Regions from separate parts of the Mus musculus genome. Here all the other regions are linked to region 4. The links are chromatin loops, found by intact Hi-C in ENCODE. Cell type or tissue: left cerebral cortex. All regions are shown on one strand.

Region 1 (5,000 bases), 510 kb before region 4:
TAGAACATTGAAAAGTAAGGAAGTGTGCAGAAAGCCCCGTGAGGAATAGAAGGAGATAGGAAGTGCAATCCTTGCAAACAGGCTGCCTTGTTTACTAAAATAGACATGTCTTCCAGTTTTTCTCATTTTGAGATCTCCTCTGACCTTGGTATGTAGGCCTATTTGGTGAGCAGTAAATTAAGTCACAGTTTGTTTTCATGTTTTAGCATGTGTGTAGCACTCTGTCTTGAACAAGAAGATGTTAAAGTTCTCAGTGGCCAACATTTGCAAATAATCTAATTTCCATTTTAGGGAACTCTTCTGAGTCAAACTCCTTGAGAATGACACAATTGGATGAAATTTATGAATTCTAGTTACATAAAAAGAGACAATGGGGAAAACACAGGGTTATAAATTGATTTCAAAGCAAAACTCTTTTTGGTAAATATGCTAAAATTAGTATTTCTATTTTCTTTCAATTTCTGAATAAACAGCCCAGTAGGAAAGGAAGACAATTTAATGAATTACTAAAGGTTGTCACATAAAATAATGCTTCAAAACATAAACTCGGAGATTAAGTTGTGCAAGTTCATGGCTTGTGTCTGTCCTGTGGTGCTAGGGTGCTTAAAGTTATTTACGTTAACTACTGAGGGTATAGCACCAAAATAATATTACTATGGACCGCATAAGCCTCCTAAAAGAGTTAAATGAGATTAATGTATGAAATCTTTCTTTAGTGTTGGCACATTGTAAGTGCAGTAGACATTATGGCTATCCTTTCTTGTTTCACATAATATTAATTTGTCAGTTAATATTCTTTTACTTGACCTTTTATAACCTGCGACAATGGAGTGTTTCAAAAGTTATATCATAGAGATCGGTGACCTTATAAAGAGTGTATCAAGAATCCAATATCAGATTTTGTGGAAAGATGAGATGTAAGGGGCTTGTAAGCTCACGCCTTTTTAAGTCTGAAGGCTTGGGCAGGACTTTATCATATTGTGATATTTTTGTATATGAAGCAAATAAATAAAAAACAAGGTGAGGAAAAGGGTCATAAAATTAACCCACAAGGCATTTTGGCACATACTGCTATGTTGGCCACCCCTGAGACAGCATCAGGGTTTGAAATGGATTCGTGCCCAAATTCTTCATGGTATAATTTTAAAAGTTTTACAAAAATATGTGGCTACAATGAACACACATTCAGTGCTTTATGAATGGTCTGCTTATTGCAGTGGTTTTGCATAACTAGAACAGACTGTTCTAAGCCAAATTCATGAGTAGCTAGGAGCTGATATTTTAAACCTAATCCTTACTTCTGAACCACTTTCAACTACATGAATGTACAGATATTGCTGAACCGCACTGTGTAAGTTTAGAACAACCTCATCCGTGTCACTAAGTATGAAGGAATCTGATTGCCATGCTCCAGTGTGCTCATCCAGCCTATTTCTGACTGCAGGAAATAGCAGCTCGATCTTTGAAGCGAGGGACTTTCTGCTACAGCTAAAAGTAAATAGCCCCAGAAAGCGTCCTCACACCAAGGAAGTCTGGATAAATCTGTGATAGGCAGCCAAGGGCTGTCTGTTGTGCCTGTCAGAACGGCACCTGAAGGAAAGCAGTTGGCTCCTGCTGACTGATAAGGTGAAGGTTACTGAGGCAGAGATAAAAAACTCACTAGGTCAAAATATATTACAAACAGAAAGATCCCAACAGGAGTTTTTAGCAATGCAACCCTAAGCCTTTCTCTGAACAAAATGACATTCTGCTCTGATTTTTAAGGGGATATAAAAAGCAGACTATATAAGAGGAATAAGGGTACAGGACACACACACACACACACACACACACACACACACACACAGTATTTTTTCGCTAGCTGTAGCTGGGTGATTCCTTCTTCAGTGGTATGGTTAGAGAACAGAAGAAATCACTGTAAAAGAGAATGGACAGAATGATGCAGTTTGTTCCCTGAAGCAGTGGTTTTCATTGCCCTGGATACAGGTGTTGGTGGAGGTAATGTGGGGGTGCTGCTGTTACGTGTCAGTTCTGGTGCTCTATTACTAAACCACGAAGATGGATAGAGCCAGCCGTGGAAAGTCTCACCGGCTCATTTCTGCAGTTGCCATTGCTTATCCATTGTTACACCCTTACAGGCCTTAGAAAAATAGACACTGCTTACCCTGAAGTATCTTCTTCCCCTCGGTGGTGCCCACTCAACCCAACCCTAATGCTATATTCTCAGTGGAGATCTTGAGAACCTTATTTTCTATGGTTTGCATTCCGCAGATAAAAACTTCCCACAATTAGCAAAATACAGCATCATATTAAATTGTTAATTAAAATTAAAAGTGTGATGAAACTTTACCATAGAGGACTTTGTATAACCGAATCACCGTTCTAAACTCTCATCACCTCTGTGTGTTCTCTCACCTTCTTATCTCCCTGTTTATGTGTTTTTCAGAAAGAATCTGCTTAGCATATCATCAATCAGAACTAGACATACACAGAACAATAAGTAGGTCTAAAGGGCGATGTTTCTTTTCAATTTTTCAAATTTTTATTTTTATTTATTTCTACACATACTAATAACTATTCCTGTCAACAGTTTGAACTTTGTTTTTTTTTTTTTCCATTTTTTATTAGGTATTTAGCTCATGTACTCACTGATAAGTGGATACTAGCCCAAAACCTAGGATACCCACGATATAAGATACAATTTCCTAAACACATGAAACTCAAGAAAAATGAAGACTGAAGTGTGGACACTATGCTCCTCCTTAGAAGTGGGAACAAAACACCCATGGAAGGAGTTACAGAAACAAAGTATGGAGCTGAGATGAAAGGATGGACCATGTAGAGACTGCCATATCCAGGGATCCACCCCATAATCAGTTTGAACTTTGTTAAGTTTCCAGTTCAGGTCAGTTTTAGTGCGCAAGGCCAATAGAGGGAGCCCTTTGAATGACTATCCCTGTGGTATCAGGAAAGGCACTAAACAAGGCATGTGTCTGTGGACTGTGTATGTGAACAGCCCCTTGGAAATGTCTGGGCTCCTTGAATATAAGGATAGCAAAGACAAACTTGTGCATTGTGCAGTTTTCTGGGTAGAAAGAAACTACCCCAGAGAGATAAGGAAATGGTCAATGTTTTGATGGAGATAGAGGAAACAGTTTGTGTGATCATGAAACCTTTCAATCCCAGAAGTCAGGAAGAAAGACATGATTGTGGGCTCAATTGATGATTGTGGCATGACATCAGCTTGAGATTGTAGCTGCACCAGTAAGGTCAATGTTGGGAGTGATCAAATGGACTCTGATGTATAACAGAGATGAAAAGAAATAGAAGGTACTTTTAGTGGTTCCAGTACAGCAGTACAGGGGTTTTCTTTCTTTCTTTCTTTCTTTCTTTCTTTCTTTCTTTCTTTCTTTCTTTCTTTCTTTCTTTCTTTCTTTCTTTCTTTCTTTCTTCCTTCCTTCCTTCCTTCCTTCCTTCCTTCCTTCCTTCCTTCCTTCCTCTCTCTCTCTCTCTCTCTTTGCTTTGAACATTTTTATTAGATATTTTTTATTTACACTTCAAATGCTATCCCCTTTCTTAGTTTCCCCCTCCAAAAACCCCCTATCCACTCCCCACTCCCCCTGCTCACTAACCCACCTAGTCCTGCTTCGTAGCCCTGGCGTTCCCTTATACTGGGGTATAGAACCTTCTTCACAGCACTAAGGGCCTCTCCTTCCATTGATGATGGACTACGCGATCCTCTGCTACATATGCAGCTAGAGCCATAAGTCCCACAAAGTGTTTTCTTTGGTTGTTGGTTTAGTCTCAGGGAGCTGTGGAGATACTGGTTAGTTTACATTGCTGTTCCTCCAGTGGGGCTGCAAACCCTTTCAGCTCCTTGGGTACTTTCTCTAGCTCCTTCATTGGGGACCCTGTATCCCATCCAATGGATGGCTGTGAGCATCCACTTCTGTATTTGTCAGGCACTGGCAGTGCCTCTTAGGAGATAGCTACATCAGGCCCCTGTCAGCAAGCTCTTGTTGGCATCCAAAATAGTGTCTGGTTTTGGTGGTTGTCTATGGGATGGATCCCCAGGTGGGGAAGTCACTGGATAATCATTCCTTCAGTCTCTGCTTCACACTTTGTCTCTGTAACTCCTTCCATGAGTATTTTGTTCCTCTTTCAAAGAATGATCCAAATTTCCACACTTTGGTCTTCCTTTTTCTTGACTTTCATGTGTTTTGCGAATTGTATCTTGGGTATTCTGAGCTTTTTGGCTAATATCCACTTATCAGTGAGTGCATAGCATGTCTGCTCTTTTGTGACTGGGTTACCTCACTCAGGATGATATCTTCCAGATGCATCTATTTGTCTAAGAGTTTCATAAATTCGTTGTTTTTAATAGCTGAGTAGTAAGTACTCCATTGTGTAAATGTACCAATTTTTCTGTATCCATTTCTCTGTTGAAGGACATCTGTGTTCTTTCCAGTTTCTGGCTAGTATAAATAAGGCTGCTATGAACATAGGGGAACATGTGTTCTTATTACTTGTTGGAGCATCTTCTGGGTATATGCCCAGAAGTGGTATTGCTGGATCCTCCAGTAGTATTATGTTTAATTTTCTGAGGAACTGCCAAACTAATTTCCAGAGGGTTGAAACCAGCTTGCAATCCCACCAGCAATGGAGGAGTGTTCGTTCCTCTTTCTCCACATTCTTGCCAGAATCTGTGTCAACTGAGTACCTTAGTGTGACTCTAAGCAAGTGAAAGATCTTTATTATAAGAATTTCAAGTCTCTGAAGAAAGAAATCGAAGAAGATCTCAGAAGTTGGAAAGATCTCCCATGCTCAGGGATGGGCAGGATTAATATAGTAAAAATGGCTATCTTGCTAAAAGCAATCTACAGATGCAATGCTATCCCCATCAAAATTCCAAGTCAACTCTTCACGGAGTTAGAAAGGGCAATTTGCAAATTCATCTGGAATAACAAAAAACCTAGGATAGCAAAAACTATTCTCAATAA
Region 2 (5,000 bases), 210 kb after region 4:
GGAATTTGTGACTCTATTTTAAAACTTCATGAACACCCAAGATAGTTACAATTAAATCAGTTCAAAATAAAGTGGTTTACATCTTTTTAAAAAACTTTTTAAGTTTTAAAATGTTTTCATAGGATATATTGTGACCATATTCCCTCCCATTCCCGAACTGTTACCAGATATTAATCACCTCCTTACTCACCCAATTTCATGTTATTGTTATCTCTCTTTAAATTACAAAAAAGATACCAGTAAAACAAAACTCAAGAACAAATTTATTTTTATGTTATATACGTATTACTGTATAGATGGGTAGTTAGATGTGTTGGAGAAAGGGGATACAATGAGAATATTACATACATCTCATTTTTTATTTTTTATTTTATTTTTATTTGCTTATTCTTCTACTTCCTCTTTCAATCTTTCCCCACTCTGTAACTCTAAAATGTGTCCTTTTGAGATTATGGTGCAAAGGGATTCTTAAATTCTGTAAATTCTGTACTATCAAATACCACTACCTGAAATTATATTTATGAAATTATATTTATGAAAATATATTTATGAATATATATGAATTTAAACAATTTCATATTAATATTAATATATAATGTCACAGTATTAATATATAATATTAACATAATATAATTAATATAATATTAATATATATCTATTAATATTAATATATATCTCAAAAGTAGTTTAGTGCTGTTTACAAACTTAAAGGATATTTACACATGGAGAGAGAGAGAGAGAGAGAGAGAGAGAGAGAGAGAGAGAAAATGAAGTCAAAATGAAGAGAAAAGGAAAAGAGAGGGCTCTTTCACCACCTTCTTCTGCATATGAAAGAGGGAAGCAAACTGCTAGAAGGCAGATACTTGTAAATTTAAACTTTTCTGGTCCTGTCTTTTCCTGTAACTAAGTTTCATTGAAATTGCAGTCTTCTTGACTGAGTAGTTTTAGAGCCCAAATTGAAGTGCTTCTACATACATGGTCTTAAGTGTCTGTAAATACTTTTGTATACATTTTTGTACCTGTTTTTATTAATTCGAATCCTAAATATACTATAGAAACAGAAATGAGTATTCTACTATATTATAATACAATGTCAAAAGTAGATTTCCCTCACTAGACTTTGCACTTTAGTGTGGTCAAGAAAGGAACAGATTGAAAGGCAGCAATCCTGAAATGACATCAGACTTCAAAGTTTAATGTAAAAGTACAAAGCATTCATTCTACTTGTTATGAATGCCCAGGCACTGAACTGAATCTATGGAGAGAGTAAATAATCAAGTGCTGCTAGGTAGTCCACATTTTTCCCCAATAGTCTTCAGATCATCATTTTCTAACTTTATGTTTATCTGGGAAACTGGTAGAGAATTTGGAGGAGATGGAGGAGGTGAAGGAGGAAAAAGTAAAAATAAAAGATGAGGAGGGGAGAAGTATCTACCTAACAGAACCAAAATTTGACACACACACACACACACAAAAATAGTGGATTCCCGCAGCAGATATTTGGAAATGTATAGACTGTGGATGTTGTATCTCCCTCTCCCTCTCCCTCCTCCCCCTCCCCCCCTCTCCCTCTCTCTATTCCACTCTCCTTTTCTGTTCCCCCTCCTCTGTAAATTACATTTGAATCTCTTTTTAAGGTCTGTATTTCACTTCCCTTTGTTCATCCTTGAAATGTTTGATGTCGGGTTCTTTGTATTAATAGTAGAATAATTGATTAGCAACCTTACAAAGACCCATGCCTTTGCTATTTTACAGGTATACATTTAGTTGCTAAGAGAGGAGAAATTTCTTGTCTACAATCATATATTTTGCAAACCATGTTCTGTGGTCCAGGAGAGAAACTGAACTCTATTTTTGCTCTGAGCATCTGTGTTTTGTGGGCAGCAGACGAGGTGACTAAACAAGGACTTGAAACTGCAGCAGGATGAATGCTTTCTTTCTCTGTGGTTTGCTCACAAGCACATAATAGTAGTTTTCAGCACTGTCTTCTCCAAAGTTGAAAGCTATAGCATAAGTAAAATAAATGTTTATAGCCATCAGGCCTTACAGCCAGTGAAACTGAAGCAAATATTCCCAAGTTGCTCCTTGGAGATAAACACAATTAATTGAAGACAGATAATTGCATGTGTAATGGCTTTTTATACACTAAGTACCTGTTTACAAATCAAATTATTCAATTTGGAGTCTCAAGGGTGTACTGTCTATGCTCAATTAACCCCTTGTTGCAGTGTAAAAGCACCCACTTTATAAAAATGTGGTCACTAATATTTTAGGCTCATTTAAATTTTAATTCAAATTTATATGAAGAATAAAACCTGTTATCATTATGCAAATTAAGAGATGTATTACTCTGAAATATTTCCAGCTATTAGTTGAGGGATACATATTTATTTATAAAACTTGTATTTAAACCAATATTCTGTACCAGTAATATACTCCCTAAGAGATAATATACTCTGAAAAATTAAGAAAAGAAAGAAGATACTTATGTTGAACAACTAAGCTGCTGCCGATTATGAAAACTCAGTGCATACAAATCAGTAATTCCACTTCCTGCTGTTCCACAGGGCATGTAGACACTATGGATGGTGGGCACCAAGGGCAATGACATTGTTCTTACAAGCCCCAACTCTAGAAACTCAGCTTGGACACAGGCTCAAGTTGGATGTGGTAGAACAATCCTATCATCCTGCTTTTCAGAATACTAAAGCAGGAGGACCTCAAGATCTAGAATAACCTGGACAATTAAGTAAATATTAAATATGAAAGTGCTGAGAGATGATTTCAGTAGTTATAGTTGCCTAGTAGCAATGAGGACCTGCATTCAATCTACAGAGAAACAAAGTATCAAAAGGCCAAAGCTTAGAAACTCAAGGTGAATAAATAAGAATACATTTTGTTTTTTGACATTTTTTTCTTTCCATTTTTTATTAGGTATTTAGCTCATTTACATATCCAATGCTATACCAAAAGTCCCCCATACCCACCCACCCCCACTCCCCTACCCGCCCACTCCCCCTTTTTGGCCCTGGCGTTCCCCTGTTCTGGGGCATATAAAGTTTGTGTGTCCAATGGGCCTCTCTTTCCAGTGATGGCCGACTAGGCCATCTTTTGATACATATGCAGCTAAAGTCGAGAGCTCCGGGGTACTGGTTAGTTCATAATGTTGATCCACCTACAGGGTTGCAGATCCCTTTAGCTCCTTGGGTACTTTCTCTAGCTCCTCCATTGGGAGCCCTGTGATCCATCCATTAGCTGACTGTGAGCATCCACTTCTGTGTTTGCTAGGCCCCAGCATAGTCTCACAAGAGACAGCTACATCTGGGTCCTTTCGATAAAATCTTGCTAGTGTATGCAATGGTGTCAGCGTTTGGATGCTGATTATGGGGTGGATCCCTGGATAAGGCAGTCTCTACGTGGTCCATCCTTTCATCTCAGCTCCAAACTTTGTCTCTGTAACTCCTTCCAAGGGTGTTTTGTTCCCAAATCTAAGGAGGGGCATAGTGTCCACACTTCAGTCTTCATTTTTCTTGAGTTTCATGTGTTTAGGAAATTGTATCTTATATCTTGGGTATCCTAGGTTTTGGACTAATATCCACTTATCAGTGAGTACATATTGTGTGAGTTCCTTTGTGAATGTGTTACCTCACTCAGGATGATGCCCTCCAGGTCCATCCATTTGGCTAGGAATTTCATAAATTCATTCTTTTTAATAGCTGAGTAGTACTCCATTGTGTAGATGTACCACATTTTCTGTATCCATTCCTCTGTTGAGGGGCATCTGGGTTCTTTCCAGCTTCTGGCTATTATAAATAAGGCTGCTATGAATATAGTGGAGCATGTGTCCTTCTTACCAGTTGGGGCATCTTCTGGATATATGCCCAGGAGAGGTATTGCTGGATCCTCCGGTAGTACTATGTCCAATTTAAGAATTGACAAATGGGACCTAATGAAACTCCAAAGTTTATGCAAGGCAAAAGACACCGTCAATAAGACAAAAACACCACCAACAGATTGGGAAAGGATCTTTACCTATCCTAAATCAGATAGGGGACTAATATCCAACATATATAAAGAACTCAAGAAGGTGGACTTCAGAAAATCAAATAACCCCATTAAAAAATGGGGCTCAGAACTGAACAAAGAATTCTCACCTGAGGAATACCGAATGGCAGAGAAGCACCTGAAAAAATGTTCAACATCCTTAATCATCAGGGAAATGCAAATCAAAACAACCCTGAGATTCCACCTCACACCAGTCAGAACGGCTAAGATAAAAAATTCAGGTGACAGCAGATGCTGGCGTGGATGTGGAGAAAGAGGAACACTCCTCCATTGTTGGTGGGATTGCAGGCTTGTACAACCACTCTTAGTTTGCTTTTTAATGACAGTAACAACAATAACAACAAAAAATGCAAGAGAAACACATGATAATGACAACTTCTTGTGTTGAGTTTTCATACAGAGTTGTTATGTTTATATTTGTGACTTAGGATATGCTATTTAAGTTGGGTTAATTTTAGCAATAATGAATATTCATTTTATTTGGTATCTAAAATATTATGACTTTATATATCAACCAGTAGGCTCAGGAATGAAGACTTTTAAATATACATTATTTTCTATTTGTTTCTTTGCTGATTTGTTTCTCTTATTTTTCATTCTTTTTGTTTTCTTCTTCATAAATTTTCTAAGATAAGACAAATGATATTTTCTATTTGTCTTCTGACATTTGGTAACAATGTTATAATCATTGATTGTTTTGTGTGATAGGTTCAATCCTCATACTACAAATGTCGGTATTTGCAAAGCTTAACTAGAATAGATTGAGCCTTTTGTTAGAGCAGAGCCCCAGAATAGCTAAACTTTAACTGCATATGTCACATTTGCTAAGAATGCCATAATTATTTTCCTCAGATTCAGCAATCCATTTCGTGTTTTCAAATTCATTGGGTTGTCAGTTTTAGTTCTAGAAGATCATATACCTAAATTTCTATTAG
Region 3 (5,000 bases), 720 kb before region 4:
ATATTATTTTTGTCTTATGGAAAATGACCCATTGCTGGCAAGACTAAGGAAAGACATCTCGATTTACATGAGCGAGGGCCCTGGTTCTCCATTCATCGCTGTTAAACTTAGACTACAATTTGGTGACATTCATGAAAGAGGACTTAGTGAGTGGGTAGTTTTTGTCACTGTGTGGGTCCCAGGGCCAAACAAGGAAAAACAGGAAACCCAAACCCGGAACTCCTGAACAGGAGGGTTCTTATTTCGTGAAGGCAGGCCTGACTAACTTGTCTAGTGCATCTTCGCTGCTCAGCACGGGACACATTCATCAGATTATTTTTTTTTCTAATGAGGCACTATACTTTTCAATTGGAATTTACAACTCATCTTTATTAATTTCCATCTACCATTAGGTTGTATATCTTGCACAGAACCTATGTGAGTAATAATTCATAATAATTCTTAGAGAAAAGGTGTTTTGACTTAGGAGTACCCAGAATGGACCTCCAATGATAGCCTACTGCCTCTGTCAAACCGTGTTTTTGCATGCAAACACACTTGTTGAGGAAGATTTTTTTTTCTATCATATGAACCTCACAAAAGCAAAGTCTCTGTTTTAAAATTTCATGTGACCCATGTGTACAGGGGAAAAATTCAGGTGACAGCAGATGCTGGCAAGGATGTGGAGAAAAAGGAACACTCCTCCATTGCTGGTGGGATTGCAAGCTGGTACAACCACTTTGGAAATCAGTATGGCACTTCCTCAGAAAACTGGACATAGTACTACCTGAGGATCCAGCTATACCACTTCTGGGCATATATCCAGAAGATGCTCTAACATGTAATAAGGACACATGCTCCACTACATTCATAGCAGCCTTATTTATAATAGTCAGAAGCTGGAAAGAACCCAGATGTCATTCAGCAGAGGAATGGATACAGAAAATGTGGTACATTTACACAATGGAGTACTACCCAGTAATTAAAAATGATGAATTCATGAAGTTCTTTGGCAAATGGATGGATCTAGAAATCATCATCCTGAGTGAGGTAACCCAATCACAAGAGAACACACATGGTATGCACTCACTGATAAGTGGATATTAGCCTAGAAGTTCGGAATAGCCAAGATACATTTCACAGACCACATGAAACTTAAGAAGGAAGACAAAAGTGTGGGTGCTTCACTCCTTCTTAGAAGAGGGAAGAAAATACTCAAGGGAAGCAATATGGAAACAAAGTGTGGAGCAGAGACTGAAGGAAAGGCCATCCAGTGACTGTCCCACCTGGGGATCCATCCCATATACAACCATCAAACCAAGACACTATTGTGGATGCCAACACGTGATTGCTGACTGAAGCCTGATGTAGCTATCTCCTGAGAGGCTCTGCTAGTGTCTGATAATTACAGAAGTGGATGCTCACAGCCATCCAATGGACTGAGCACAGGGTCCCCAATGGAGGAGCTAGAGAAAGGACCTAAGGAGTTGAAGGGGTTTGCAGCCCCATAGGAGAAACAACAATATGAACCAACCAGCATCCCCATATCTCCCAGGAACTAAACCACCAACGAAAGAGTACACATGGAGGAACTCAAGGCTCCAGACACATATGTAACATATGTAAGGCTCCAGACACATATGTAGCAGAGGAGAGCCTTGTGGGACATCAATGAGAGGAGAGGCCCTTGGCTCTGTGCCCCAGTGTAGGAAAATGCCAGGGCAGGAAGCAGGAGTGTGTGGGTTAGTGGACAGAGGAAATGGGGATGGGATATGGGGGGGGGTTGGAGGGGAAATGAGGAAAGGGGATAAAATTTGAAATGTAAATAAAGAAAAGATGTAATAAAAAACTGATGTTGGGAAAAAATTTCATGTGACCGATAAGGATGGATCAACTTGTTCTTCTTCTTTTTTTTTTTAATTACGTATTTTCCTCAATTACATTTCCAATGCTATCCCAAAAGTCCCCCACACCTTCCCCCCCACTCCCCTACCCACCCATTCCCATTTTTTGGCCCTGGCGTTCCCCTGTACTGGGGCATATAAAGTTTGCCTGACCAATGGGCTTCTCTTTCCATTGATGGCCGACTAGGCCATCTTTTGATACATATGCAGCTAGAGACAAAAGCTCTGGGGTACTGGTTAGTTCATAATGTTGTTATAGTAATTATTAGTGTTTAAGAGAATCTCATAAAATATATCTTATACCTAAAACTATATTGGATATTCTTGTCAATTTATTTAAAAACATAAAGATTATTCAGTAAAATGCACTGGTGTCTCTGTTACCCTTTAGACCAGCAGTTCCCTATCTAGACAGACTTAGTAACAAGAAAATATACAAAAATTTGTTTCTATTTGAGAAACTAATTTAGGACAATTATCTTTCTACCTTCCCTTGAACTGTATAATGATATATCTTTACATTAGATGTGAGTTGTGTAATTAAACTATCTCCTCTATAAGGCAAAGAGCTGACAGCTAATAAGCAATGGAGAGTAAAGTGATTTGAAATGTAACCTCAATTACATTTCCACTAGGAATTCCACTGGTAATTCACTAAACTGCTCAGACAGACCTTGACTTTTAATCTACATACAAATTAACCTTGTTTTGATTTCTATTCTTAGTATCCACTCCCCAGTCTGTCACTTAGTTAAGGGTAAAATGTATCAACCAAACAAACTAGTCAATTTTTATGTAATTGACCCCCAAACCAGTGAATTTATAGAGGCTGGTAAGAAAGCCTTCTGTATAAGTCCACTAGGTGGCGATAAGGGACCATGCTTCACCCTAACTTACAGACTCTTCCATTCATACAGTAAATGAAGAGCTGTGATATTAATTTATACCATCGTGCCCTCGCTACATCTAATATTTGTTTAATCAGCTGTTTCCTCTAATCCTGCTCAGACAATATTGATTAAAATCTCTAGCATAGTCATATTCTGTTGTTTTTTTTTTTTTGTCTCTTACTTCCTTTAACATTTTGTTACCTTTTGAATGACAGAGTAAGTAAATTTAAATGACATAGACTAAGTGATGTGGTTAGTAGTAATGACTGTAGGTAGTTTAGAAATTAATTGGAAGCAACAGAAGGTTGTGATGTAAAAAAAAAATTGTTTCCAAATTTGCCCTTGGTTGCTACTGGAATTTTAATTGGTGGGATACCATTAATCTTCAAACTGTAATCTGGAAAAATATATGTCTGGGATAAAAGGAAATGAATACTGGTATTTTCTGAAGGGATCCCTCTCCTGAATATGATCTGTGTTCATCTTTACGAAGATGAAGACAGTCCAATGTCTTTAGGAAATACCAGTACTCCACACCAAAAAGTCTAAAAGAGAGGACTGTTCAGAACCCTATCCACCATAAGATATTTTTCTGTATACTCTGAATGTATTTATACTGGATGTGTTTCTTGCTCCCAAAGGAAGGAAAACGAACTGAAACCACCAGAGACATAATGAATCGATTCTTCTCCGTGAAGGTTTCTTCAGCACTTCTAAATTAGTGTCAGTCATTCCTCTCAGAGACAGAGCCTTGTTGGAAGTAAATGGCTCACTTCATAAGAACACCATGTTCTCCCTCTCACAGAAAGCCAGGGCCCACTGGGCGGGCACTCCTGTTTGGAATACTGGCCTCTGGGTGCGTTCCTCCCATGGACCACTGGTCTTTTAAGATTGTTGGCATGACCCTTCAATTAGCCTTCAGAAAATTTACTTTTTATTTATTTTTTCTATTTTAAAACAATTTAGAGTTTATTAAAGAAGTCACTCAAAGGAAAAAAGAACTAAACTAATTTCATAACTTAAGAGGCTATTCACATATACTCATATATGAATATATAAACATAAACTTACTAGTCAAGAGTCCTTTGACAAACATTCTGTTTCATTAAATAAAATGAAAATACTCTCATTCAAATAAATAAATAAATCCCTGATGATATATTTTCATTAGATAATAGTTCTACTTTATATCATTAAAATGTGTATAACATTACTCAAAACTTAGCATACTGAAATAATCAAATAGAAATGGTTACCAGAAAGTACATTTGGAATGAATAAATATTACATTTACTAGGAAATTAATTCACAGACTTTATTTCTTAATAACCATTCGGTTCTAAGAAGCCAGCCAGTATGTTTGATTTCATGACATCATACTGGACCACTTACAGGAACATTTTCCACCCTCAAACTCCCCAAATGTACTGGCTACCTTGTGTACTTTTCCAGTGATAAATGAAAATAAAACAACTTATTTTCAAATGAACAGACTGTATTATTTGGACACAACAGGCATATTCAACAGAAGAGGACAACTTAATCCAACCCTAGGACTACAGGTTTGCTTTCATTAATGAGTAGCTTCAACGTGCAAATAAGTCCTTTGGGCAACTTTTTAAAAAGTGTTCTTAACAGCTACGGTTTGGAATACTTTTAGGACATTGATATTGTCCATTGACAAATTAAAAAAAAAAAAAAAAACTCCTAACAAAAAACCCAATGCATTATAATTATCTGTTCCTAACTTTAAAATTACTCAGAATTTTAGAATTACCCACAATCTGACGTTTCAAAGGCTGTTAATCTAATAGGTATTAGCTATAATGGAAGTAACTTTCTTTTTCACGTAAACCTATACATCCCCTCAGAGAGAAGTCGTAACTCTGGGATGGACATTCTCATTGCACAGTTCATCCGCACTCTGTACCCCTTACTCTCATCTCGGCTGCTATAAAACTGCCTGTTGAAGTACAGATGGAAAAGCCACCGTTTGAAACCGTGTGCCTTTCAGATTAATAGCAACAGTTGCAAAAGCTAGGAAAACTTGAGTTAATTCTTTCTTCACGTCTAGACTGAACCTGTTTATTGCGATGCTATTTTATCTGACAATAGTTTTAAAAAGTGGAGGTGCTATGTTAAATAAAGACTGAAGAAAACAAGAAAATTTGTTTACTCCGTACATACATTATATGCGCAGTGCTATGAAATATATAAGGCACCAAGA
Region 4 (5,000 bases):
TTCAGTAAGTTTCCCAAAGTTTAATTGTTTGAACTATCAAGCAAACTCGGATCTGCTTTCTGCAGAGGTCCGGGAGGAGAAAATTAGAGAGGCACAAGTTTAACAGAAAAAAAAAAAAAAAAAAAAAAAAAAAAAAAAAAAAAAAAAAAAAAAAAAAAAGCTTATGCAAATCGGTCCGTTTCTTTCTCAGAAGCTGCCGCCCTCCACCCGCAGGGTGGCTTACAAAGGATCAGTCTGAAGGATGGAGGGGGTAGGCTTCCCGAGCTTTGTCTCTAGCAGCACACTGGAAAGCCCTGGCAACATCGCTATCGTCCACTTGACTGGTGGCAAAGATGCCTCGGCGTGGGCATCATTAAGAGCTCAGAGCAGCTGCAATTTTTTTTTTTTTTCCTTCCCAAACTCTAGCTAGGAGAAGTCTTCTGGCAAGCTCAGTCACTCAATAGGTCCTCTAGCTTTCCAGTCACCATTGGTAAGGGTCACTTAGTGGCAGAGGAGTTGCCTAGTAGGTGCTTGTGAGTGCACCCACGAGCGCGTGTGTGTGTGTGTGTGTGTGTGTGTGTGTTTGTGTGTGTGCGTGTGCGTGCGCGCGCGCTCGCGAGTGTATGTGTGTGTTCCTATTTGGGGTGGGAACAGAGGCGGGGATAGGAGGAGAGGGGAGTGCCTGTGGTTCTTACAGTTCCCTACCAGCTAAGGCATCAAAGTGCAGAGGGAATTCAGACAAGAAATTTAAAAAAAAAAAAAAAAAAAAAAAAAAAACCAGGAAATATCAGCTTTGGAAGCCTGTTCTTTCCTTACCACTGGAGTCTAGGCGACCCACTCCGAAAACATTTCCATATGCTAACCTTCACTGGAGTGGCTGCCTCAGCGAGGCAACTATCAGAGCAGGTTTGGAATAGATCCCACACACCTACACCCCTGGAAAAACAGTCACATCCTGGGGAGCTGAGAAGACCAGAACTACCCACCACTTGAGTCCCAAAGAGATTGGCATCTGGCTGCAACACAGGTTTCTGAAGGATAGTCCCCAACAGTCCATCCCTCCGAAGCGCATACATAGGTAGTGCATAGGTGTAGCGTAGAGTATCCATGCAATGCCTAGTCTAATCTCAAATGGATTCGAGTCAAAGCATTTTTTTTTAATTCCAAATACTTCTAGAGCCACAACGTTTCAAATCCTTGTAGCTTATCAGCTCTCTACTTACTGCTATCTGTGGAGGATTCTAGTAAATCTCTCTCAGAAGGGCCTTCTGTACTCACAAACGCAGAAAGGGCACAGCCACCCAATATCTGGAAACCCCTTCTCTCTCTTTGGCTTCCTGGCTCCAATTCAGTACCCGCTGATATGCAGACAAAGGTTTCTGACCAGGTTTTATATTGACAAAGCCTAATCTCTCAAAAGGACCTGAAAGTCACCTAAACAACTCACCCGGAGACTCACTGATTTTAAAATTTTAGGTTTTGTTTTGTATGCTAGTTTCCTATTTACATGCAAACCATGAAAGGCACAGGTAGACAAATCTGAACAACTTTTTGGCTCCTGGGCCAGGGACGCATGAAGGTTGGTTTGCACATCACAGCCATCTATTACCAAGAGTTAAGGTCTTACCCAGAGGGAGTACAAAATAATGCTCAAGCCCCCTGGGGTTGGAGGAGAAGAGAGTTGTTTGAGCTGTTGTAATTGAAGTCACGCGCCCAAGAGGAGGGTTGGGGAGAAAGCTAGCGACTTAGTAGACCTCTCTCTTTCTCATTGGCAGTATGAACTCTCAATATCGGGTCCAGGTTGACAGACCCCTTAGCCCCCACCCCCACCCCCACCCCTGTCCCTGCACCAGAGCACTGCATCCAGCTTACCGCCCGGTGGTTATCCAGGCTATTCTAGCACCTACTAGATGATGGCCCAGCACACTTAGCTCTGTCAGGTCTCTATCACAACCTCACAACCCTGTCCGCTGTCATCGGCCAAGAACATTGATATTTGCTAGTCAGGGGTCGCGCAGGGAATCACTAGCAAAAAAAAAGCCTAGGAAGACAACCCCTTCACACCCCCTCAATCTTCTTATTTTCTAGATCGCACCCTCTTCCCAGGCTCAGCCTGGGGCACTCCACACGGACTTTGCTAGCACTTTGGCAGGGTATCCAGGGAGCATCGCCTCTTTCGTAGCGCTCCTCACGCCGTGCACGCACTGAGGACCCACTGTGGCCCCTTGAGCGGCATTTCCAAAGGTGCTCCCCGCCCGTCCCTCATCCAGGGACCCCTGCCCAGCCACCTCACCTTTGCCGAACTGGGGCACCCCGAGGCTGAGTCCAACCAAAAGCCAGGCTGCTACCAAGTGCTTCATGATCCCTTCTCACGGACGTGACCTGGGCTGGTCCGGGGTCGTAGCGGAGGGCACAGTAGGCGAGGCGGCCCTGCAGGACAGCAGTAAACCCCGCCCTGTCAGAGATTCAAGAGGACGTCTTTCCTCCCGCAGCGCTTCCTCAAATTCTTGGGAAGGGCGATAAAAGAGTGGTGGCCCTAGAGAAAGGGTGATTCACCCCTCACTCCAGCTTCGCCTGAGCTGGGGTGCGCGGAGGTGGGTGCGCTTGAGAGAGGCTGGGGCTGCGAGTGGGTCCTAGCAGAGGCACAGCGGGCGGAGCGCGGGCTCCTTGGGTTCCTGGCTCCCCGATTTCCGTGCGCGCACCGCAGGCGAAGCGGCCAGCAGTGACTACGGCTCACGCTGCTGCCGCGGCGGCTGCGGGGGCTTCTGACTTGGAGAACAATGAAGCGAGAGCTGGAGGGGAGCGAGCCTGAGGCCAGGAGCGCACTGTGTACAAACAGTGGCGGCGCGCGTGTGAGACTGAGCCTAGCTGGCTTTGGGCGCCCCCGGCGGCCCGCCCCCCTACCCTCCCTCTTCTTATTGCCTTCTCCAATCTCTCTCTCTCTCTCTCTCTCTCTCTCTCTCTCTCTCTCTCTCTCTCTCTCTCTCTCTCTCTCTCTCTCTCCCTCCTTCCCTCTCTCTTCCTCTCCCCCCCATTCTCTCTCTCTCCCCCAGCTTTGGAAGGTGGCTCCTTCTGCTGGAAGAGAAAGGGAGGCAGCCGCAGCCACACCCTGACTGATACCTGCCACTATCTGCTAAGTTCCACATCTTCTCCACCTAAGATGCAAACTCTAAGGTTAAGGGAATACGATAGATGTCCGAAAGTGTTGGTTCCAGGTTTGGTTTTATGGTTAAGTGTACAAAAGAGTCCACTGAACTTCAGGACTGCCAGGAAAGGAAGTTAAGAGATTTCACAAAGTGGCTCTAGGAGCCTCAAGCTTGGTGAGACCCAAGACTGCTAAAAGAAGTCTCAGTTTCTCAGGAGTCACGATTTAGTCAGGAGCCAGACAGGCAAGACAGGCTGCTGCTCTGTTGTTCTGCCTGCAAATCAGTTTGCTCAGGGCTGAAGAGAAAGGTTGTGGGCTCATCTGCTCTCAGTGGAGAAAGGGCATAAGCAAGTGGGAGGCATGTAAGCAGGACATCTGTTTCACATGAAGGAAGTCATAGAAAAACAGAGGAAAGAGCAGATTCTTGACACATCACTCAGGTGGATCAAATTTCGCTGTTCTTCACCAAAACTAAAATAAATGGGCTTATTTTGCACTGAAAGTGATTGAACTGAAAATAAAGCCTCTGGCTTACAATTGTACTTTCTCCCCTGTTTTTCAGTTAGAATGATTGCTTACTGTAGATTCAATTCCTGTGGTACCAAGTACCAAAATGAAACAGGGTTCTCTGCCCTCCCCGAGTCACCATTAGGAAGGGAGATAGGAGGATATAAACACATGCGTAGAGAAACTGAAGAAATGAAGAAAATTGTCACTCTCAGGATTAGATGCTGAAAGGAGACAACCATGAAACTTCTTTATTTCTTCCTCAAGTCCTTGGAACCTCATCTTGTACCATCTCTCTGTCTGGAGTGATATCAAGGGTGGGAGGACATGCAAACCAATTGAGAAATAAAACCAAATGAGGGCAAGAGAGAGAAGTAATGTGTAATATGGGCAAAACACCAACCACAATAAAACATGTTTCCCATGCTGAGTGAGAGGGTGACAATACATGTTTAAAAAACTAACCAGAGCTCCCAGGGATTAAACCATCAACCAAAGAATACACATGGAGGGACCCATGACTCCAGCCATATATGTGGCAGAGAAGGGCCTTGTTAGGTATCAATGCGAGGAGAAGCCCTTGGTCCTGTGAAAGCTCAATGCCCCCAGTGTAGGGGAATGCTAGAATGGTGAGGCAGGAGTTGGTGGGTGGTTGGGTGGGGGAGCCAGAAGGGCTGGGGGACCGAATATGGGGTTTTCAGGAAGGAAACTGGGAAGGGAGATAACATTTGAAATGTAAAGAAATAAAATAACAACAACAAAAAACAACCAAAAAAAAAAAAAAAAAAGGAAAAAAATTGTCTTGTCAAGGAAAGGAAGAGTCACTTCCTTGTAGTACTTTCTGTTTAAACCCAGCCCTTTTGGTTAAGGAGAGTATTGTTTAGAGTTGTAAGTCCATTCTAGTCAATTACCAATGCTGCTTCCTTGTATGTCACTTCAGTTTAACTCTGAATGTGCACTCCTGCTGTGATATGTGTTTTCCAAAGACCGTCTCCAACTTGGAAAATGACAAGTTATCTTTCAGGGATCCCTTCCAAAGGATTCTGGCAAATCCTAAAGTGCAGGACCTCAGCCTGTACTGTATGATGAGCTAGACAACAGGAGACGATAGGATAAACATTGTGTTTGCTTTATTTTATTTACAATTTCCACTTTACCAATAATATGTAATACTAAGAAGCATGTCAAAATGTTAACTTTTTGTCAAAATCTAGACTATTAGACATTTCCTTTTTACAAAAATGGGTTCCTTGTTCATTTGCTTTGCTTTTTAAATACTCCGATAGACATAAAGCCACATCAAAATACATAATCTATGTCCAAACAACTGAGGTGAGGACTATAAAGGACACTCTTTATGAAGTGTTGT
Region 5 (5,000 bases), 500 kb before region 4:
GAAGGTCTAACGTTATTAACCTTAACGCATGTCCCACAAAGCTACCTTCAGGTGACATTTGACTCTGATGCTCCATAACAAAATCTAGAAAAAACTGAACAAGGGAAGAGTCAGTGTCCCAACAGTATTTTATAGAAGAGCAGAATAAAGAGCTTTGCCTTCCAGGTAGAAGGAATTCACACAATTCTCTGTTTATTGTGTTTTCTTTTCCTCTTAGAAATCTTTTCACATTTCTAGCACCAAACTATTCTCCATTTCAAGCCATAAGCAACTTCTCATTGATGGGATCCATCCAATTCATCCGGGAAAGCCATGCTGGCTACTAATCATTCAAAAACCCCGTGACCAACAAACACCAACTCTACAGGGCAGCACTGTGGTACTGCTGAAATGGTTCTGAATGTTTATGATTGTGTCCTAGGGTTTTCAAAATAAGCTGTATTGTGATTATTGTGTCAAGAACAAATATACAGTCAAAGCTATAGTTGATAAACAAAATAGTTATAAATATCATTTCCTTTTCCCACCCCTCTATTTCTTTTATGTCCTGGAATATAATTTTTAAAAATTTTCAGCTCACTCATTTACTTGTGTTAACTATTTGAATTATTATTTTACTATTATTTAAATATGTACTTGGAGTCTCAGGTCCCATAACCCAAGCATCAGATCAGCATATTCATACCATTCAATAGGCATCTTTGGGAATGTTTCTGATGTATGTTAAGTAAAGAAGTATTTACTTAACATATATAAACGATAAAGCTCCAAAGCCCAGAAAGCAAGCACAGTTATTGCTGCCTTTGTGCTTTGCTACCTTTAATGCCTTTGCTTAGTTTCATGACTCCTCTCCTCAGGCCTAGGAAGAACATACTTTGATCTTTAAACACACAGGCAATCTAGTTGGTCAGATTCACTGGTCTGTAGACCTTTCTTGCTGAAAGGAGACAATTCTACGTTTTATTTGGTTTATCCTTTGAATGCTTCCTATATGACAAAGAGTGGAAAACTATTGGCAGGATAGAAGTACAGCGGGTTTGAAAATTGGATAGAAATATATAGTAGTAGAAGGTGGGGAAACTGAGGGTAGACACTAGAAAGTATCCAGACACAAGATTCCAGAGAATCGAGAGGATCCCTGGATTCAACGGGGATGACTTTAGCTGAAATACCCAACAAAGGAGAGATAGAGCCTGCAGAAACCACCTCCAGTACATAGGCATAGCCCCCAGTTGAGGGATGAGGCCATCTACCCATGTTAAAATTGTTAACCCAGAAATGTTCATGTCCAAAGGAAATACAGGGAAAAAAATCCAAAAACCAAACAAACAAAAAACAAATAAACAAACAACAACAACAAAATGGAACAGATACAGCCCCACCTAGGGACCTATCCCATTTGTAAACACTAAACTGATACCAAGAAGCACTTGCTGACTGAAGCCTGTAATGGCTGTTCCCTGAGAGGTTCTACCTGACCAATACAGATGCAGATACTCACAGCCAACCATCATCCTGGGCCCAGGGACACTAATGGAAGATCTATAGGAAGGACTAAAGGAGCTGAAGGGGATTGCAGCCACATAGGAAGAAGAATATCAATTAATGGGACCAGCTAGAGTTCCCAGAGACTAAACTAAACCATCAACCAAACAGCAAACATGGAGAGCTCCAGGGATCCAGATACATATGTAGAAGAGGATGGTGTTATCTGGCATCAATGAGGTCCTTGATCCTGTAGAGGCTATAGGCCCCAGTGTAGGGAGATGCTGGAGCAGTGAGGCAGGAGTGATGGAGTGCGTGGAGGAGCACCCTCAAAGAGGCAAAGGAGAGGGAGGCAGAAGGGGGTTGTGATGGAGGGTTTGTGGAGGAGTAATTGGGAAGGAGAATATCATTTGAAATTTAAATGATTAAAATGATTATTTAAAAAAAGAAATGCATAGATCTAGGTACTCTGTTGGTCAGTGTGATTTTTACTTTATCATCCCTGTTCTTATCAGACCTACACAATCAATGACATCTATCTTCCTGTTGATGTCAACCTCTGTGTTTATGTGACTCTCATATCCTCTCTGGCCATGGGGAGCACATTGTTTGAATGTACCACTGGTCTCACTGCTGCTACTCCCATGCAGATGGCAGTGGGCTGAGCTTACCTTGCAATTCATCAGCGTTACTAACATACTGATATGTAGGCAGAGGAAGGGTGTCATGGGGGCTTATATAAATATGAAAGAATATGACTCATATCTTTAAGAACAAAATTATATCAGAGGCAATCACCATATGCCATGCTTAACAGTGAGATGTGCTAACCATTTGCTGGTGTGACTACACCATCTTTCTATAGAAATTGTGGTTTCAAATGACTCATTCGACTTCTGCAAGTCATGAAAAAACATAAATGAGGTGCCTTTTCCAAGAGTGTTCTCTCTTTTCTGCTACCAAATTCAACTAATAGAAATAACTCTTTGAGGGAGTATGACTTGCTTACTGTGGAAAGTACTTTCTTGGCAGCAATGGTGAACTGCCCAGTATGAATTATAGGTAGCTACTAGAAGAGCATCAAAGAATCTTATTTTCTCCTTCAAAATCAATAGAGAAATTGCCACTTACTCTAGGCATTCCGACTTTGTAAAGACAGATGTGGCAGTGCATTTTGTTTTAGAATAGTTGAGATGTTTTTCCACTGGCAAAATGTTCCAATTCTTCTCTTTCCCTCTTTCAGTAAAACTCCCTTTGCTTCTCAAAAGCAATATTGCCACACACACACACACACACACACACACACACACACACACACACACACACCTATAAATTGCCTAGTTCATTAACTTTTTAAAAACTAACATTGGTAGAAGAGAAAGCCTTATATTTGGGGCACTAATAGTTTTACTTCTTTTTTTTTTAAAGATTTATTTATTTATGTGAATACACTGTAGCTGTCTTCAAACACACCAGAAGAGGGCATCAGATCTTATTATAGATGGTTGTGAGCTACCATGTGGTTGCTGAGAATTGAACTCAGGACCTCTGGAAGAGCAGTCAATGATCTTAACCACTGAGCCATCTCTCCAGCCCCTCTTTACTTGAACTTTGAAAAAAATTATTTACTTAGAGTCATGCATTCAAAACTCAAAACTGAAATTGTAGGTATTACTTTTTAGGTTGTACTGATGGATCCTATTATTTATCATAGTTTTAACAGGTTTCCTACTGGTCAGCCTTTTCTCCTTGGAATGCTAAGAATTTATTTTCTTTTTGCATCTTGAATCAGCTGCTCTCCTCCTAGTTGAAGGTTCTCCTCTAAGTAATCCGCTATTATAATAAAATTTACCCCATAGAGTTGTTTTCATAGCTCACCTGCAAGCATATTGAGACTGTTCCAGTAATTGTTTTTACTTAATAAAATGCATTTAAGTATGCTTGTGTATGTAGAAATAAGGAAAAAAAAATGGAACTCCACTGATGCATTCATATTAAAATTTACTTTGATAGGAACATGTTGGTATACAAAACCATGAAACTTGATCTACCAGAGATCTGCTTGAAGAAAACAACTTTTAATATCTTTAGTTTTACTCTAAATTTTTAATCCTAAGAAAATATTGAAGTGTTAGAGTTACACATCCCCTTTTTACTCGTGGCTTCTACAGAACCAGAAAAGACTGTTCTTAAAGAAGCCACATGTTCAGACTTTCATTAAGCAATAGCTGGAGTTAGAGGCTAATATGTATTATTCATGTCACATTGTAGCTTATTACCAACCAGCTTCCTTCAATATACTCCTGAGCATGATAAATTTGAAAGAACAATAGAAGCAATAGAAATGTTGTATGAATAATAATAGATTTATCAGTCTTATAGTATACTACTCTAAATATATATTTGGAGAAAACAATTGGATTATTAATATTTTGCAAAATCTCTGCAAATAAAAAGGTATGGATAAATTTATACATTTTTATAATCTTGGCAAAACCACTTTTGCAGTCTTATATTTTAAAATAATTATACAATTATAATCTCTTTTTCTTTGTGCATTTAGTTAATCTATATAAATACAAATTAAGCTAATCATATGTTGAAGGTTAAGGGCAGCCACAGACAATTTGTACATTCTTACACAGATGTTTAAAACACAACTTCAAAAGTAGCACAGTTTTTCAAAAGTTTATTTTAAGTTTGAAGACTAGACAGGATCATACTGAGTTTACAACATCCTACATGATTTAAGTATATCTACAAAAAAAAAAACAACAACATTGGAATATTACACAGCTTGAAAGTTTGCAAAAGTTATGTGTATCTTAGTTATTTCTGTCCTTACAGACACACCAGACTACAACATTCAATGTTATATTTCATAATTTGATGTCTAGCAAAGATATAGTCATTAATGCCTGGTCTTCAAGATCCATTCTTATCTTTCTGAAGACATTCACAGAGAGAAAGTCAACCCTAAAGTTGGAATTAGTGTCTGTGACAAATGATTAGAATAAAATACATGAAATTGATATTTTTAAAGCTAATTAATTCATAATCTTCTATACAATGAAATTATCTCATAATAATTATGTAGTATAGTGAAGAGTAGGGAATTCCAGGTTGTGTGTTTGTAAAATTTTACTTGCAAATAAAACTAAATGAAAATTCCATGTTTCGACTTGAAGCCACTGATACAAGCTACTCCCTAATACATGTCATTAATTTTTGTGCAAGCACCCTTGTGGACAAACGCATATCCATTGCGTAAGCTATGCTGTAGGTAGCGCATGAAGCTGAGAGGAAGAGGACAAGCAAGAGAAAGCCTCTCACCAGCCTTGTAAATAGTAGCAGATACCATTACTAACAACTCCTTTGGAGAACAAATTTTAAACATGTACCAGCAGTGCCACATGAAATCAAGAACAGTTTTGAAAAGTATTTCAGCACAGCGTATTATTCATAATTTCTGGAATTTTATATTAAGGATAAAGAATCTGCAAGGAAAAACAGCT

Evidence for each region. A loop is a pair of places that touch in the nucleus more often than their neighbours do. Peaks named below come from ENCODE experiments on the same cell type or tissue, not always from the same donor. Only the 100,000 strongest peaks of a DNase experiment are listed, where the experiment ranks them.
Region 1: it touches region 4 in a loop (4-fold over the local background); 3 of 42 quality-filtered maps call a loop at or near these places.
Region 2: it touches region 4 in a loop (10-fold over the local background); 2 of 42 quality-filtered maps call a loop at or near these places.
Region 3: it touches region 4 in a loop (4-fold over the local background); 7 of 42 quality-filtered maps call a loop at or near these places.
Region 5: it touches region 4 in a loop (5-fold over the local background); 3 of 42 quality-filtered maps call a loop at or near these places.

What each region holds. Positions count from the first base shown.
Region 1 is chr13:89,332,655-89,337,654 of GRCm38, reverse strand. No RefSeq gene overlaps it. Among named protein-coding and RNA genes, the nearest start is that of Gm34699, 200 kb to the left of the region's middle. In left cerebral cortex, CTCF peaks have their summits at 2,709 and 2,931 (motif pointing right); DNase peaks (open chromatin) are centred at 1,488 and 2,949.
Region 2 is chr13:88,607,663-88,612,662 of GRCm38, reverse strand. No RefSeq gene overlaps it. Among named protein-coding and RNA genes, the nearest start is that of Gm34585, 89 kb to the right of the region's middle. In left cerebral cortex, no CTCF peak of the experiment used is centred here; a DNase peak (open chromatin) is centred at 1,886.
Region 3 is chr13:89,540,964-89,545,963 of GRCm38, reverse strand. The region is part of intron 1 of Hapln1 (hyaluronan and proteoglycan link protein 1); the gene reads right to left. Among named protein-coding and RNA genes, the nearest start is that of Hapln1, 2.8 kb to the right of the region's middle. In left cerebral cortex, a CTCF peak has its summit at 2,731 (motif pointing right); DNase peaks (open chromatin) are centred at 2,745 and 3,488.
Region 4 is chr13:88,819,321-88,824,320 of GRCm38, reverse strand. It overlaps Edil3 (EGF-like repeats and discoidin I-like domains 3), which reads right to left and starts at 2,849. Exons shown (of 11, transcript NM_001037987.3): 1 at 2,273-2,849. The coding sequence starts at 2,339. Gm38504 (a long non-coding RNA gene) reads right to left here and starts at 97. Exons shown (of 2, transcript XR_382711.3): 1 at 1-97. In left cerebral cortex, a CTCF peak has its summit at 3,100 (motif pointing left); DNase peaks (open chromatin) are centred at 2,078, 2,611, 3,117, 3,338 and 6 more places; H3K4me3 peaks cover 3,254 bases; H3K27ac peaks cover 3,474 bases.
Region 5 is chr13:89,321,696-89,326,695 of GRCm38, reverse strand. It overlaps Edil3 (EGF-like repeats and discoidin I-like domains 3), which reads right to left. Exons shown (of 11, transcript NM_001037987.3): 11 at 3,471-5,000. Among named protein-coding and RNA genes, the nearest start is that of Gm34699, 220 kb to the left of the region's middle. In left cerebral cortex, no CTCF peak of the experiment used is centred here; DNase peaks (open chromatin) are centred at 1,846 and 2,275; H3K27ac peaks cover 660 bases.